2 separate regions of the Homo sapiens genome follow, and region 2 is linked to region 1. A link is an interaction called in ENCODE POLR2A ChIA-PET data of the cell type or tissue named here. Cell type or tissue: endothelial cell of umbilical vein. All regions are shown on one strand. Links, peaks and the distances in the headings refer to the core of each region. The heading gives the core; the rest is flanking DNA.

Evidence for each region. ChIA-PET counts read pairs that join two places held together with the same protein. Peaks named below come from ENCODE experiments on the same cell type or tissue, not always from the same donor. Only the 100,000 strongest peaks of a DNase experiment are listed, where the experiment ranks them.
Region 2: POLR2A ChIA-PET joins it to region 1 with 10 read pairs; 1 of 35 experiments calls an interaction of 5 or more read pairs at or near these places.

What each region holds. Positions count from the first base shown.
Region 1 is chr5:150,012,944-150,022,015 of GRCh38, forward strand. HMGXB3 (HMG-box containing 3) reads left to right here. Exons shown (of 20, transcript NM_014983.3): 6 at 5,623-5,754. It also overlaps the pseudogene RPS20P4. Among named protein-coding and RNA genes, the nearest start is that of HMGXB3, 17 kb to the left of the region's middle. In endothelial cell of umbilical vein, for the core only: no CTCF peak of the experiment used is centred there; a DNase peak (open chromatin) is centred at 4,828; H3K27ac peaks cover 1,277 bases.
Region 2 is chr5:149,329,930-149,339,001 of GRCh38, forward strand. AFAP1L1 (actin filament associated protein 1 like 1) reads left to right here. Exons shown (of 19, transcript NM_152406.4): 17 at 2,766-2,944; 18 at 5,665-5,793. LOC124901103 (a long non-coding RNA gene) reads right to left here and starts at 213. Exons shown (of 2, transcript XR_007058989.1): 1 at 1-213. In endothelial cell of umbilical vein, for the core only: no CTCF peak of the experiment used is centred there; a DNase peak (open chromatin) is centred at 4,372; H3K27ac peaks cover 2,180 bases.

The DNA of each region.
Region 1 (9,072 bases), core at 1,788-6,787:
TGTATTCTACAACTTTGCTTAACTCACTTATTAGTTCTGGTAACTTTTGTAGATGCTGTTGGGTTTCCTACAAAGTTAATCATGCTGTCTACAAGTAATGACAGTTTTATATGTCCTTTCTGATTTGAATTCCTTCTTTTTCTTGCCTTATGATATTGTCTAGGACTTCTGGTACAATGCTGAATAGAAGTGGTAAGAGCAGACATCTTTGTCTTGTCCTCATGTAAGGAGGAAAGGATTCAGTCCTTCTTCATTAAGTATATTAACTATAGGTTTTTCCTACATGCCCTTTATCATGTTTAGGTAGTTCCCTCTATTCCTAATTTTCTGAAAGCTTTTATCAGGAATGCATGTTGGATTTTTTCAAATGCTTTTTCTGTGTCTATTGAGAGTATTATAAGAATTTTCCGGAAGTTGGTTAAGGTGGTGAATTTCACTATTACTCAAATTTTAAACCACCCTTGTATTCCTGGGACAAACCCCATTTGACAGTGATGTAGTATCCCTCTCATAGATTGTTGGATTTCATTTGCTAAAAAGTTTGCTCAGAATTTGGCTCAGAATTTCCTTATACAGTCTCTGTCCACTTTTCATATCAGGGTAATGCTTGCCTCTTAAAATGACTTGGGAAGTATTTTCTCCACCTCAGTTCTTTTCCTTAAATGGTAGTATTACCAGTGAAGTCATCTGGGCCTGGAGTTTTCTTTGTGAGAAGGTTTTTAACTGCAAGCCCAATTTTAAAAATATGTATAGGACTATTCAGACTGTCTCTTTGAGTGAGCATTTGGTATTTTGGCTTTCAAGGAATTTGTCCATTTCATTTAGGCTGTTAAATTTATTGACATAAAGTTGTTCATAACATTCCCTTATTACCCTGTAATAAACAATGTACTTATCTACAAAGATAATTTGAACTGTTGTTTCCCTATTGCTGACAGATGAAAAAGTTTAGACCTTAAAATAATACCTGATTGTTGGCCACTTCTGGTTAAGGCCACTCTCTCCAGCTTTCCAGTGACAGGTAATGCTTTACATTACAACCAACTAATATTCTAAGATTCTTAGAAATGGACAAACCACTTGTTGCTTATTTTGATTGTTTCTGGACAGTTACTACCTGTGTGGAAAAATTCAGGGTGCTAAACAACAGTGTCACTTTATGGCCTGGTACTACACTAGAGCATGTCACAAGTTCGCAAGGGCGGTGGCTGCTCCCTCTACTAACGGATACTACCAGAGACCTTCACACAGTGCAGACCTCGGTTACTAACACCTAAATATTAACACCCATGGGATTTGCAGTCCCTATGTTCATGTCTAGTACTTGGGTAAGCTCCACACCAGGCACATATTGTTTTATGCAATCTTTAAAGACATCTGCAATAGACAATATGCAGTTTAAACAAACTGTGAGGTTTATAAACAGAGAATTCTTTACGTTTGCTATTATGTCATAACAGGCACAATCTGAAATACAATTTTGTACTAGCAGTGTATAAAAATACTTTTAAACGATACTTTCGATAGGTACAGTAGCACTTTAAAGAAAACCACTGTGTAGTTATTCCTTTTGAGGACCTACTAAAACAGTTCAACTTACTGCCCCCAGCTACATCTAAAGCACGAATGTGGAAAGCAAGTTCTCTTACCCAGGTACACACCACACACACCCACATGCTGAAACAGTCTCCATTTATGATGCATGCTGATGAGGCATCAATCTCAAACAGGGTATGAGATGACAGTGTTTGGTGCCTGTTTCCATTTCCAGGTTTGGTATGAATGAACAAGAGGCAAAGGCAAGGTGGAGTCTGTGTATGGGCCCTCTCTAGGAGTTTAATCTGGCATATCAATATTTAACTTGGGAGGTGGGGGAACATATTTCCCAGGGATTAAAACTACCTGGTCTTCCCAAACACTGGAGCAATTTTCGGAGCTTCTGGAACCAATGTTTCTTCAGCACCTTCGCTATCTTCCTGATGGAGATCATATGAAATGTTCCCATATTCTCTTAAAAATGGGAAAATTTCAAGCAGAAACTGGCAGAAGTCTCTGCGAATACCAAACCACCAATGATTGCCCCTTTTTGGCCTAAATGTTGTGGTCATTAAAGTTAGTAACAAAAGCCAAAGGGGGACAGATATGGAGATACAGGAGAATGTATTGCGGCCATCCAGTCTGTGAACCAGCAGGACTTCAAAGGTGAGCAGGGCACGATGACAGTCGTTATCCAGCTGATGGCCATGGTCACGTGTGTTCTTCACTGCCCTGGTAGTTCTCATTTGTTCTTTTTCTAGTTTCTTAAGGTAGAAGCTGATGTCATTGATTCAAAACCTTTCTTTTCTTTTCTTTTCTTTTTTTGGTAAATAAGGTTTCACTCTGTTGCCCATGTTAGAGTGCAGTGGCACAATCATGGCTCACTGCATCCTTGACTTCCTGGGATCCACCTACCTGCCCCAGTCTCTCAGGTAGCTGGGACCACAGGTGCATACCACCACACCCAGCTAATTGTTTCAAATTATTTGCAGAGATGGGGGTCTCTCTGTGTTGCCCAGGCTGGTCTTAGAACTCCTGGGCTCAAGCAATCCTCCTGCCTTGGCCTCCAAAAGTATTGGAATTACAGGCGTGAGCCACCGTGCCCAGCTCTTTCTTTCTTTTCTAATGTAGGTGCTTACTGCTATGAATTTCCCTCTAAGCACTGCTTTAGTGGCATTCCACAAATTCTGATATGGTGTGTTTTCATTTTCATTCAATTCAAATACTTTCTAATTTACTTCTTTGACCTATGAGATACTTAGAAGCGTATTATTTACTCTGCAAATATTTGGGGATTTTCCAGATATCTTTCTGTTATTGATTAATAATTTAATTCCACTGTGGCCTGACCTTTTTGATTTATTTAAACTGAATCCCTTTAAATTTATTGAGACTTGTCTTACGGCCCAGAATGTGGTCTGTCTTGATAAATGTTATGTACACTTGAAGAGAATGCATAGTCTGCTATTGGGTGGAATGTTCTATACATATCTAATTAGGTCAAGTTGATTGATAACGTTCAACCCTTTTATATCCTTACTGATTTTGTCTACTTGTTCTATCAATTATAAGAGAAGGCATCTGGCCGGGCACGGTGATATGTGCCTGTAACCCTAGCACTTTGAGAGACTGAGGCAGAAGGATTGCTTGAGCCCAGGAGTTCAAGACCAGCCTGGACAAGGCAGGGAGACCCCGTCTCTACAAAAAGCAAAAAATAGTTGGGTGTGGTGGTACACACCTATAGTCCCAGCTACTCAGGGCTGAGGTGGGAGGATTGCTTGGGCCCAGTAGTTGGAGGATACAGTGAGCTGTGATCGTGCCACTGCACTGTAGCCTGAGCAACAGAGTGAGACTCTGTCTCAAAAAAAAAAAAAAAAAAAAAGGAGGTGACATTTAACTATCCTTGTAGATTTGTCTGTTTCTTACAGTTCTCTTAATTTTTGTGTCGCAAATTTTGACTCTCTTGCGAAGTATGTAAACATGTAGGATTGTTGTGCCCTCTTGATAAATTGGCCCCTTTGTTATTACAAAATGACCTTTATCTCTAGTAATCTTTGCTCTGAAATCTACTTTGTCTAATATCTAGCTTTTAAAAATTATTGTTACATCAAGAAATCTATTTTTCCATCCTTTTAACTAATTTATATCTACATAAAGTGTTTTTGTTTTGTTCTGCTTTGTGTAGATAGCATATAGTTTCAATATAAAAGCAAGACCCTCTGACAGTCTCTGTCTTTAAAAGAGGTGGTTTAAGCCATTTATATTTAATGTGATTATTGATATGGTTACATTTAGATCTATTATTATTTGTCTCATCAATTTTGTTCTGCCTTCTTCTGATATAAGTATTTTTTATGGATCTGCTTTCTTTTATTGGCTTATTAGCTATTGACTTTGTTTTGGTTATTTTAGTAGTTTCTTTAGGGCTAAAGTACATATTTTTAACTTATAAGTTTATCTTCAGAGATCTCTACTGAGATAAACAATATGTTGTAGATAATAAAGCTGCAATATTTTAAAATAGGAACAGCCTGCAGCTTTGACTCATGGAGAAACTGGTTATTTCTCCTGAGTCTTTATTCTCCTGGAAATTACTGTTCTTTCATGCTCTAATAAATGTCAGCCAAGCACTTCTAGAAAAGTGTTTTATGATTAATACTTAGGACTGAAACGTCATCCTTGAACATTAGCACTTTTTTTCCTAAAGTCATTTCTCTAGCCTACTTAACAATGTTAAGAATTTCCAAGTCCATGGTAATTTACTTATGAAACTAACCTATCTTAAATTTTTACTCTGCTTTCTTGAGGTGTTCAGAATGAGAATTATACATTGGCCATAACCTGAGAAAGGATCAGAGATGTTTTATATTCCACTATTAATAGTCTCTCACAAGCATGTAGAATCTAAGTGAATGTTTTCTCATTTCTTATCTCACTTTCTCAGCAAGACACGCCTATAAAATAGGAAGAACAGGCGATTTTACAGAGGAAGAAACTCAGGGCCCAAGAGTTAAGGTTCCTTACCACCAGGTCACTCAGTGTATTAGTGGCAAAATTGGAACCCAAAGCCTGGTCTTCCTCTTTTTGGTGCCATACCACTTCACGCTCATCCTTGACTTAATACCACTGTCATAATTGGAAGCCATAATTGAAGCCTTTTCCTTAGGCTTCCTTGCAGAGGTAGCTAATGGTAGTTTGGTGTTTCCCCAAGGAAGCTTTTTGCGTTTTGGCTGGGCTAGGGAAGCTGGGATTAATAGCTGAGTAAACATTCATATGTGACAGAACAAATATGACAGAGAAATGGGTTTTTTTCCAGCCTTAATCTAGAAGCGGAGCATGACTAATGAATGAGTCGTTTTTATTTGTAGCTGAAATATTATAACCCATAGTAATACATTTTGCTCAAAGGGAGATCAGTGGAGATGATAAGAGCCAGTGGCTATATATATTAATATGCAAATAACTACATTCTGTTGAGTATCAAAGGATAGGGCCTGGCTTATAGTCCTGAACTGCCCTTATTTTTTCAGTGACCATGGATCTATTTTTATTCTGAATCCCAGGTCCTTGGTTGTCTGAAGAATGAAGATGAAGCAAATTCTTTGAAGTATTTAGAGCCAGAGGGTGCAGCTGGATGCATAGAAGGAATGTTGGGCCAAGAATAGAGAAATATGGGTTCTAGGTCTAGCTCTGCCCTTGATTGATGATTTGAGGCAAAGCATTTAAACCTCAGTAGTAATAATACGTACTTAATACGATTGCTGAGAGTATTAAATGAAATATTGGTAAAGTGTTTAGCATTGTGTGGTGCCTAGCTCAATGCATAGCAACTATCACTTTCTTCATTCTTCTGGTACCTAACTGTAATGTTGGGCAATTGTCTTTCCCCATTTGAACTTAGTTTCTCCATTTCTAAAGAGTGAATTTGTTGTATTGTAGGACCTTTCCAACACTGACCTTTTATGATATGATTATGAATTGGTTATCTTTCCACAAGCTTGTGACCTCCTGGTGTTGCTGTGATTATAGTGGTCATCAGTCTGAGAGAGGTTGTTCTATTGATTCTGATGTGCTCTTTATTTACAGACCACTACATATACCCGCCGGGGCCATGGGACATGCACCAGCCCAGGGTGCTCCTTTACATATGTCACCAGGCACAAGCCACCTAAGTGCCCTACCTGTGGTAACTTCCTAGGAGGGAAGTGGATCCCAAAGGTAAGGTCCATTGGCTGTTGCTGCTTTGGAAGCCTCACAGAATAGACTTTCTGTTTGCCATTAGGAACAGGTGATTTTTAAAAAGTTAACATTTGTTTTTACTGTCTGACTATACAAGTAAATCATTTCCATTGTATATAGTTTGTTTAAAAAATACAAAAGAAAAATGGAATAAATTGTTATCCAAACTCATATACCATCCAAAGAAAAGCCATTATTAACATTTTGGTGTACTTCTTTCCAGTCTTTTTTTCTGTGAATAAGTTCTGTATCTGTTTTTTTCTTCTTCTTTCCCTTCTTTTTTTTTTCCAGTAGAGATGGGGTCTTCCTTTGTTGCTCTGGCCTCAAACAGTCTCCTGTCTCGGCCTCCCAAAGTGCTGGGATTACAGCACTGTGAGCACTGTTTTCCCTTTTATTTTTCTTTCTGTTTTTTCGTGGATATCTCCAATACTATAATATTTTGCTTTTTTTAATTTAACATATCATGCCTTTAAATAGTCTTCAAAATAGTACCTGTTTCATAATTTCCATGAACTACTACACCATGTTTATTTACTTGTTTCTGTCATCCCCCCGTCTGTATATAGAGATGTCTGTATCTATATGTCTTTAACATTTTTATTTAACACTCATCATCAGTTAACAATGTTTCTGTTTATGTCACATTGTGAGTTCCTTAATGACCTTGGTATCTCCCACAGCCTTTGCCCATAGAAGACACTCAATAAATAAATGAGCATCACTGCTGTGCCCTTCTGAAGTTCCGTTTAACATGTTGTCACCTGTGTATGCTTGGTGCGAACTAGATAAAACATATATACTTGCCACATTTTTTATATGAAACTATACATTTTAAGGGCTAAAATGGATGGAAGAGGCAGTAAATTCTCACCTAGTTCAGAGAGGAGAGACATTTATAAGGACTGAGACAGACAGGCAAGGTATTATAGAAGAGAGAGAGTTGAAGATTCAACAGAATTTGGGTGGGTAGAAAAGGAAAGAGAGGACATTATTTTAGTGAAAATGGCTTAGGTTAGGTTCGTGATTATCACATGTTTAACTCAGCATGGTCCAAACTTGTATGTGTAGAAAAACCTTGTATAGCAGCATACCTTAAACTTCTCTGGGGCAATTTTCACATCTCTTTGAGAAATACTGGGATGGTGACTTTTGCCCTCTGGATGAGTGTTTTGGCTTCTGGCTAAGTTCAGGGTAGCACTAATTCCAGGAGACAGGATAATTAAGAACACAATTCTGGAGTTAGCTACCTCAGTTCAGACCCCTGCTTCCCAAGGTTTTTAACTATGTAATCTTGGTCAAGACATTCTATATCTGTTCCTGGATTTAAGTTTTGTCTCATCTGTCAATGGAAGTTAGTACCTACTTCATTAGGGATGTTAGCAGGGTCAAATAAGATTATCCATATAGACTAAATGGCAGTTTCTGGTACATATTAAATCCTCAGTGAATGTCCTGCTATCATCATGATAGACATCAATGTAATTATTAGCCCTACTATTGCTCTTCATGTTGTCAGGAAGGGCCTAGTGCTAATGTCTCACAGGGGGTTTTGTCTAAGGCTCTTGTGCCATCTTCTCTGATGTGCCTCTCTGAAGCCATCAGTGTATTCACAATGTATTCCCCAAAAAGGCAGTTCTCTAACTGCAGTGGGGAGATTGAACTGGATAGTAGTCAGAATCTTCCTTGGCCTTTCTTGACCAATGCGAAACAGGTCTCAAATGACCATATTTCCTGTGCTTATACATGAAAGACTGTCAGTGATCACTGTGGGCTTATCCCTCCTTCAGGCTATTTTTACTTTGGCTTTTTCATTTCTTGTATGTGTGGCTTTCTTTTTCATTTCTTGTATGTGTGGTTTTTTTTCCACTTTGAAATAACTTTTTTTTTTGGGACAGAGTCTCTTGCTATGTTGCCTAGGCCCATTTCAAATTCTTGGTCTCAAGTGATCCTCCTGCCTCAGCTTCCTGAGTAGCTGGTACTATAGGCATATGACATCATACCATCATACCTGGCTTTAACTGAAACAGCTTTTTTTTTTTTTTTTGAAGATAGAGTCTTGCTCTATTGTCCAGGCTGGATAGCACGATCTCAGCTCACTGCAACCTCTACCTCCCTGGTTCAAGTGATCCTTATGTCTCAGCCTCCCGAGTAGCTGGGATTACAGGCATGTGCCACCACAGCCAGCTAGGTTTTTTTGTATTTTTAGTAGAAATGGGATTTCACCATGTTGGCCAGGCTGGTGTCGAACTCCTGGCCTCAAGTGATCCACCTGCCTCCCAAAGTGTTGGGATTACATGTGTGAGCCATGGTGCCCAGCCTGAAAAACTTTAGAGCCATGGTTCTCTTACTAAGATCAAGCTCATGGCATGAAAACAATTTTTTTCTTAGCTACCTTCCCCCATCTTGACTTGCTAAGTCAGAATTTACCAATGTGTTCTGCAAGGATTACCATGTCAAGAGTAGATACTGTGATTTCTAAAGCTTATAGAAACAGAATGAGTGTGAGAAGACAGGTAACATTTTACCATCAGTGCACTTAGAATTTTAGAAATAAATTGACTTTGATTATCAGCTACTTCAACTCTTTTGAGTTTCCAGCTAAGGAAAAATAGATTTTGAAAAAGCGACTTACTAAATTCACACAGCCAATTATCCCATTGCCTTTTCCACTAAACCACACTTCTCAGGCATTGCTGTGCTGTTTAGCTGCAGAATGTAAGACAAGCTTGTCCAACCTATGGCCCAGGATGGCTTTGAATGAAGCCCAACACAAATTCATAAACTATCTTAAAACATTGAGATTTTTTGTTTTTTAACAACTGGTAATCAATGTATTAAAATAGTTGACTTAAGCATCTGCAGTGGTGACTTGCACCTCAACTCCTGGCTCAGTACTGATGGAAGTAATTTGCTTAACAATCTCAGAAGGACTGTGCAAGTCAATTAGTTGCTTGTGGATTCTCCTATGGAAACATTCCTATGTCTTAGAACCTTGACCACAAGTTTTTCTTGTAGTGATTCTCAAAGTCTTGGTAGGCATTCGAACTGATCCTTTCACTGAGATTCTTTTCCTTTGCTCCTCTGATCAAGTCAGCACACATCTTCTCCAGGGATTTTATGTTGCAGCTCGTTAGAGTGATTTGAATTCGGTGAATTGCCACCTCCAGCTCCATGGGTGTTTTTCCGGTGTCTTTAAAAGCCTTGGCTGCAGCGGGCTTCCTGACCGACTTGTTCCTTGGCGAGAGAGAACAGCGGTGAGTCAGGAGCAGGAGCGGGCAGGAGCGGGCGGACCGCAGC
Region 2 (9,072 bases), core at 2,348-7,347, 680 kb before region 1:
CAAGAGAAGTGGGCTTCTCCTCCCCTCCTCCTTCTCCTCCTCCTCCTCTTCTTCTCCTCTTCATCATTATCATCATCATTCCTCCCAATTAAAGAAAGTGCCATCAATTTAATAACTTGTTTTGGAGGATGAAAAAGCATCACAATAATGTATACACTTAATGTAGTAAGAAGCAACCTGATTTTAGAAATATGAAGCACAGAAGTGTGCCTTAGAATCAAGGAAATAAGAGATGTCATTTTGAACCGCACCTTCATTCATTCACAGATATATGTGAGACATTGGTCCTAGTGCAGGGAATAATGGACATGACACTTTCCCAGGATCCTCTTCTGAAACCCAGGGACCTCAGCAGGCCCTGCCTGCTTTGGGCTTCTCCACACCCTATTTTCTGCTGTGTTTCCTTTGCATTCTCTCTAACTGTAGTTTGACACACTTTAAGCCTAAGGTTTCTTCACATGCTGGAGGGAGCAGAAGTCCTGTTTCTATATAACATGTCCACAAACATGTAGCCCTATGAGAATCTGGTGGACCTATGGACGCTTTCCTAAGAAGAAACACCACAGTTCACAATGCTGCAAAAAAAAGTTCAGGAGCTCATGTGGCTGCCTGTGGAGCCTATCCATAGATTGCCTAAGACTCCATGAACCTCAGATTAAGAACTTCTGGTTTAAAGGAGAAGACTTGTTCTGTGTGGCCAAGAACCAGAATCAATAGGAGGAAGGCACAGGAAGGCAGTTTGGTTTCCATATAAAGAATTTTCTGAGAGTCAGAACCAGGATTTGGAGCAAGTTGACTCTCCTTGTCCTGCTCAATTTTTTCCCCTATGGCACTACCACTGTGTAACATATCAGATTATTTATTATATTTATTATTTATTGTTTGCCACAGACACACAAATATAAGCACCATAAGGGCAAGGATCTTTGCCTGCTTTGTTCACTGATATATCTAGGGCCAAGGACAATGCCTGATACATGGTAAGCATTTTTAAAAAAAATTTTTTTTTAATTTTTGCATTAAAATTTTTTTTTAAATTTTGCACCATGCATTAAATACATGGTGAATGGTGAATATAAAGAGTTCAACATTACTGGAAAACCCTCCGGCACAGCCTCCCTCAGGGCAAAGAATGGAACTGATTTTTAAACCTGGTAAGACCCAACACAGCACTTGGCATGAGAAAGGTACTAATATAGGTTTGTTAGATTAAATCAAAAAAGTGGGCTGGGTGCCGTGGTTCATGCCTGTAATCCTGGCACTTTGGGAAGCCGAGGCAGGAGGCCTGTTTGAGTGCAGGAGTTCGACACCAGCCTGAGCAACATAATGAGACTTCATCTCTATTTTTCTAAAAGAAAGAAAATTTTTTAAAAATTTTTAAAGAAAATTTAAAAATAAAAATAAATTGAGGCTGGGTGCGGTGGCTCACGCCTGTAATCCCAGCACTTTGGGAGGCTGAGGTGGGCAGATCACAAGGTCAGGAGATCGAGACCATCCTGGCTAACACGGTGAAACCCCGTCTCTATTAAAAATACAAAACATTAGCCGGGTGTGGCGGCGGGTGCCTGTAGTCCCAGCTACTCAGGAGGCTGAGGCAGGAGAATGGCATAAACCCAGGAGGCAGAGCTTGCAGTGAGCCAAGATCACGCCACTGCACTCCAGCCTGGGTGACAGAGCGAGACTCCGTCTCAAGAAAAAAAAAAAAAAATTGAATAAGCAGCAAATCCTACTGAAAACTCTGGTGTCTGTAAAGCCCTGCTATGACACTTGTTTACAAGTAACAGAAACCAAAGCTAAACTGGCAGAGAAATGAAAGAAGATGTAATTGGAAAATTGAGCGATCTGGTGTAGTGGGGTCCAGGGACTTAAATGATGTCACCAGGAAGCTTATTTCTCACACTCATGCTTCTACCCTTCTCTCCTTTGGTTTCATTCTTCCCTTGTGATGCCACAATGGCTGCACAGTGCCAGCCCTCCCAGCCAACCCAAGCAGAGAGAGCTTCTCCTCCCAATGACCACCGCAGAGCCCTCTGGATTCACTCTGATTGGTCCGACTTTCATCCCTAATCCAATCACTGTCACCAGAAGATGAGTTGTGATTATGGGGCAGACCTAAGTTATGTGCCAAACCCTGGAACTAGAAGTAGAGTCAGCCCCACTCAAACTAAAGAGAATGGGGGTAGTGGGGCAGGTGCAGTGGCTCATGCCTGTAATCCCAGCACTTTGGGAGGCCAAGGCTGGTGGATTACTTGAGATCAGCAGTTTGAGACTAGCCTGGCCAACATGGCAAAACCCCATCTCTACTAAAAATACAAAAATTAGCTGGGTGTGCTGGCGTGTGCCTGTAGTCCCAGCTACTTGGGAGGCTGAGGCAGGAGGATCACTTGATCCCAGGAGGCGGAGGTTGCAGTGAGCTGAGATCACCCACTGCACTCCACCCTGGGCGACAGAGCGAGACTCCGTCTCAAAAAAAAAAGACAGAATGAGAGGGGGAAGGTGGTTTCCCAACGAAAACTCAGAGTGCTATTTCCAGGAGATGGTGAAATAGGAACCAGACATATGAAGAACATAATGAGACCTCATCTCATTATGGAGCTGGAATCCTAGTATGGAGCTGGAACCCCAAACCCAGAGTCCATCTCTTAACCAAGACTGGGGGCTGGAAGGGCCCTCTAGGAGGGGCAGACAAAGGCCTGAGGCCCTGCCAGATTCCCTGACATTTCAGGTCAGGTTCAGCTTTTTCTTATCAATGTCTCTTGATTCAGGAGCAAAATTAAAGGCTCTGGAAGAAGCCGTGGCCACCCTGGAAGCTCAGTGTCGGGCAAAGGAGGAGCGCCGGATTGACCTGGAGCTGAAGCTGGTGGCTGTGAAGGAGCGCTTGCAGCAGTCCCTGGCAGGAGGGCCAGCCCTGGGGCTCTCCGTGAGCAGCAAGCCCAAGAGTGGGGTGAGTCCAGGCCCTTCCATGCCAGGGGCAGCTACTCCTATGTCCCTCCACTCACTACAGATCTCTTCTTCATGATCATTCTTTGGAGGTAGGGGTTATGCCCACTTACAGACAAGAAAACTGAAGTCCAAAGAGGTGAAGGGCATGCCATGGGTGGCACAGCTAGGAAGAGGACTCTTGGAGCAATTTCTCTTGGTTTCTGGCCTGTTCTTGTCTCCACAACAGCAGCACCATTTGACTTTTTACCCTAAAGGTGATCTTAGAAATGGCCTTGGAGTTATTGATGATAATAGTAGCCAGCATACATTGAATAACAAACATGTGTGATCCATTACTATAGGCATCTTAACCTGTATTATCTCACACAATCTTCATGGCAGTCCTATGAGGTAGTTTAGGGGTTGACAGACAAGGAAGCTAAGGTTCAGAGATGTCGAATGACTTGCTCAAGGTCACTCCATGAAGTGGGAGACGGGATTCCAAACCCAGGAAGTCTAACTCCAGAGCCCTGCTCCAGAGCCCTCCAGGGCAACATGGCAAAACCCTGTCTCTACAAAAAATACAGCGGTCTCACATGCCCTCTCCTGAGATCTCCAGGGTACCAGGCCCTGTCCTCAGGGCTCTGCATCCATTATCTCTAATTCTCCCAGCAACTCTCTGAGGAAGATACGCTCACCTCCAATGGTGCTCTCTCAGAGAGAACTTCTCTGACCTCATCTACACCAGCGCTTCTCAACCCCAACACTACTGACATTTTGGACCAGTAATTCTTTCTTATAAGGGACTATTCTGTGCACCAGCAGGATGTTAGGGATGTTAAGGTCCTACCTAAGGATATCAAGTAGGATGTTAAGCAGCATCTCTAGCTTGTACTCACTGGTTGCCAGTAGCACCTCCCTTCCAGTGACAACCAAAATATCTCCAGAAATTGCCAGATGTCCCTCGGGAGAGCAAAAAACTGACCCTGGTTGGTCTAAATTACCAACAGCTGCCTCTATTATTCTTCCTCATAGCACTTAACCACAATTTGTGTGTATGTGTGTGTGTATATATATTTGTGTCCTTGCTTGTCCAATGTCTGTCTTCTCCACTAGATTGTATTTTTGTTAAGAATTGGACTACATCCATTTGTTTATCATTACATTCCAGACCCTTTACAGAAAAATAGTAGGAGTATAAGAAATATTTGTCAAATGAATAAATGTTTTGCCTGCTTTCGGGTGAGGAAATTGAGACTCAAAGAGATGAAATAACTTGTCTGTTAAGTATGACTTGTCAGGAGGCAATGTGTCATTATTATTGTTGTCCCAGGTCACATTTCCTGGTCACACCACACCTGATTGAGCCAGTGCTGTGTCTTACATCCCTACACTTCCTTTCCATGGGGTGTTTCCAACCTCATTGTATAGATGAAAAACATGACAGCCAAGGACAAAACAACTTCCCAGAGTCACAGAGGGCTGGTGGAGGAGCTAGCACTAGTTCATTCATCCCAGCTGCTTCCTCCCACCAGCATGACCTGATATTCCCATTCCAGAGCACTTCTCCCTGGGTTTTGGATCCTTTTAACATTCTTTGGAGATAAAGAGAAGCTTTCTCTAAATTCCTTGCAGGTTTAGCTGTTAAGATGTCACCCTTAAGGAGCTACATCTAGTAAGATATTAATACTAAGCAATTATCTGGAAAAATGTAAGGGGTAAAGTTAATTTCAAAAATGAGAAGGAATACAGGAGAGAGGTTAAAAGTCAGGCTGTGGGGCCAGGCATGGTAACTCATGCCTATAATCCCAGCACTTTGGGAGGCTGAGATGGGCAGATCACTTGAGGCCAGGAGTTCGAAACCAGCCTGGCCAACATGGTGAAACCCCATCTCTACTAAAAACGCAAAAATTAATTGGGCATGGTGGCACATGCCTGTCCCAGCTACTCCGGAGGCTGAGGCAAGAGAATCACTTGAACCTGGAAGGTGGACCTCCAGCCTTGGCAAGAGAGCAAGACTCTGTCTTACAAAAAAAAAAGAAAGAAAGGAAAGAAAGAAAGAAAGGGCTATGGGATTGGAATCCTGGTTCTCCCACTCACTAGCCACATGACCTTGCACAGTAATTTGACCTTCCCCATTTCCTCACCTATAAAATGGAATGACTAATAATAGTACCTACTTCATAGGCTTGTTGAAAAGCTAAAGGAGCTAATTCACACAATGCTTTGTACGTAGTGAGGTTCAGTAATTTTAGTTGTCATTATCGTTATCTGAAGGTCCTCAAGTATCTTCTCTCACCTTGTTCAATGCTGTCATGTTTGCCAGGTGCCTTTTATTTTAAAGTTCCTCATGCAGCCAGGCACAGTAGCTCACACCTGTAATCCCAGCACTTTGGGAGGCCAAGGTGGGTGGATTGCTTCAGCCCAGGAGTTTGAGACCAGCCTGGGCAACTTAGTGAAACCCCATCTCTACTAAAAATACAAAAATTAGCCAGGCCTGGTGGTACACACCTGTAATCCCAGCTACTCGAGAGGCTGAGGTATAAGAATCGCTTGAACCCAGGAGGCAGAGGTTGCAGTGAGCCAAGCTCGTGCCACTGCGCTCCCGCCTGGGTGACAGAGACTCTGTCTCAAAAATAAAAATAAAAATAATAAAGTGTCCTCATGCTTTTGAGGGCAGGCTGGGTGTGTAGGTAGCCATCACCAGATCTCACCTATATAATTATTTATTGCCATCAACAGGAAACTGCAAATAAACCCCAGAACAGCGTTCCAGAGCAACCTCTCCCTGTCAACTGTGTTTCTGAGCTGAGGAAGAGGAGCCCATCCATCGTAGCCTCCAACCAAGGAAGGGTGCTACAGAAAGCCAAGGTAGAGCCATAGTTCTGCTCCTCAAAAATCAGAGATCTGGTAGCCCCCTTTCTATGGAACTTCACCCAAAACCAAAAAATCAACTAGTGAGAAAGGTAGAGAATTGCCAATGCATTTATACAATGAAACTCATGAACCTTCCTCAGAAGGGGTAATCCTCAGATCTTATTCAGAACCTATTCACTCTTTGTTAACACATATTTCTAACAAGCTTAATCATCTGGTTTCTGAGCCTACAATGTGTTTTCAGACAGGACAGGTTCCATTTCATTGATGAGGTAACTGAAAATCGAGGACGATGGGACTTGCCCAGGGCTATGCAAGGTATCACTGCAAAAGCAAAGAAGCAAACCCACCTCTTCCAATTCTAAGTCCATGGCTCCCTCCAGGATGCTGGTCCACAGTCCCTTCTGTGTGACTCTTGGGGGTCAGCTGTGTTTCAGAACTTTTTGGATTTTATAAAGGTAATATGGTACCTACACTAACACATGATGAAAACCTCAATATGTCCTCAGGTGGTACCATGTAAGCAAACATGTTAATAATTCTACGGCAAGACATAGGAATATATATAGCACATGGAGTGAATAAAGATTATAAACAGTCATATCAGGTCAGGTCAAGTTTTGCCACCAAATGAGTCTATACCAAAACAATGGAGAAATATTTTGGTTTCACAGCTTTCTGGATTTCAGAATTGCAGATAAAAGTGTGGACCTGTCCTGGTCCATTTTTTGCTGCTTATAACAGAATACCTGAACCTGGATCATTTATAAAGAAACAGAATGTATTTCTTAAGAGTTTGGGAGGCCGAGAAGTCTCAGGTTGACGGGCCATATCTGGCAAGGGCCTTCTTGCTGATGGGGTCTCTCTGCAGTCTGGAGGCGGCCCAGGGCATCACAGGGTGAGGGGGCTGAACATGTTAGCTCAGGTCTCTCTTCCTCTTTTTATAAAGCCACCAGTTCCACTCCCATGATAACCCATTAATGCATTAACTCATTAATGCCTTTATCCATGAACGGATTAATCCATATTCATGAAGATAGAGCCCTCATGACCCAATCACCTCTTAAAGGCTGCACCTCTCAATACTGCCACATTAGGGATTAAATTTCAACATCAGTTTTGGAGGGACAGACATTCCAATCATAGCAGGACCTGAAAAACAAATGCCAGGCACATCAGATATGCTCAGGAAGCCTTTCTAGACCTGTCTGGCAGCAGCACAGAATGTCTGAAAAACTGGTAGGAGATGAGACTGGAAAGACAGTTTGATATAGAAGGACCTAAATTCCAAGCTAAGAAATGTGGAGACTGATGAGTTTTCAAGGAACAATCTCTTTTTTAAATATGAAAATATAAAATTAATCTTTATTAATTTAAAATAAAAGGGGGAGAATGGAATGGTGGTTGCCAGAGGCTGAGGGCTGGGGGAACTGGGGAGATGTTGGTCAAAGGATACAAAGTTTCAGTTTTAAGAAGACTAAGTTCTGGGGATCTAATGTACAGAATCATGGCTACAGTTAACAATACCATATTGCATACTCGAAATTTGTTTTAAAAAGTCACTTTTTACTGTTCTCACCACACACACACACACAAATGATAACTAGGTGAGGTGAGATGTGTTAACTAAACTTGACTGTGATAATCATTTCACAATATGTCAAATCAAAAAAATAGTTCAAATTAGAAACATAATAAAAGGGGGAACACCCTATTTAAAGTAGTGGAAAACTCCAATTTCGTTCATTCAAGAAACACATATTAAGCACCTGCTAAATGCTTGACACTTCACTAAACACTCTTGAACATGTTCCTTCATTCCATCTTTGCAATAACCAAGTAAAGTGGGCATTCTTAGCCCCATTTCACAGCGGAGAAGACTGAAGTTTAAGTGGTAGATAAACCAGTGAACAAGACAGATGAGGTCCTGGTTTTCAAGGAACTTCCAAGCCAGTGAAAGGAGACAGATAATACATAAGTGCCCTGTTAATGTAAGAAGATAATTCCAGAAAGTGATACAACTACAAATATATACATATATATATACATATATATAGAAAGGGACAGAGACTGGGAGTAGGGTTGGAGCAATATACACAGTGGTCAGAGAGGGCCTCTCCTAGCAGTGACCCAAATGATGGGAAAGGAACATGAGAAGATCTAGAGCAGAAGCTTTCCAGCAAGAGGGGACAGCAGGTGCAAAAGCTCTCAAGCGTGCCTGATGGCCAGATGGAGGCCAGAGCAGCTGGAGCAAAGAGGGAAAGCGAGCGTGGAAACCATGAAGGGGGAAGAGGCAGGCAGTGCCTGATCATTTATGAGCTGAAATTGCATATCATATTAGAATACATTTAAAGGACAGCTGTTTATTAGCTTCATATCAACACTGCTGTGGGAATCGGCAACATTTTGTCTAGGATCACACCAGCACGGACTTTTAAAATGCATGGCTTGGCCAGGCACAGTGGCTCACACCTGTAATCCTAGCACTTTGGGTGGCTGAGGTGGGAGGATCCTTGAACCCAGGAGTTCGAGATCAGCCTGGGCAACATGGCGAAACCCTGTGTCTACAAAAACTACAAAAAAATTAGCCGGGTGTGGTGGCACATGCCTATAGTCCCAGCTACTCCATAGGCTGAGGTGGGAGGATCACTTGAGCCCAGTGGGAGGGGTGAGGCTACAGTGAGCCCTGATCACACCACTGCACTCCAGCCTAGATGACACTAAGTGAGACCCTGTCTCAAAAAAAGCATGGCTCTATGTCTAGGCTGGAGCTGCATCCTCAGGTTGGAATTGAATTTCAGAGCCTAAGAGGGAAGAGTCTTTATTCTTTCCTACAGTTAGTCATTAAACAAATATTTGTTGAAGACCTACCATATGCCAGTCTTGTTCTAGTTTCTGGTTACATAACAGGGAACCCAAAAAAGTCCCTGGTCTCATAGAGTTGGGAAGACAAGACTTTAAATACCACACATAAATAAAGAATGTGATGCCAGAGAAGATGAACGTCCCAAAGGGGCTTAAGCACAGTGATAGCAAAGACCCTTTCAAGAAGGTGACACATAGGCAGAGACCTGAATGGAGTGTGAGGGAGAAACCCATGCAGGGGGCTGAGGGAAGGACGAACCAGGCAGAGAGAAGAGCAAGTGTCAAGTCCCTGAAGTGGGAAAAAGCTTGGCATGTTTGAGGAACATCAAGAAGATCCAGGTGATTCCAGTGAAAGGAACAAAGAGTGAGCATTAGGAGATGAGATCAGAGAAGTAACCAGTGAGGGGC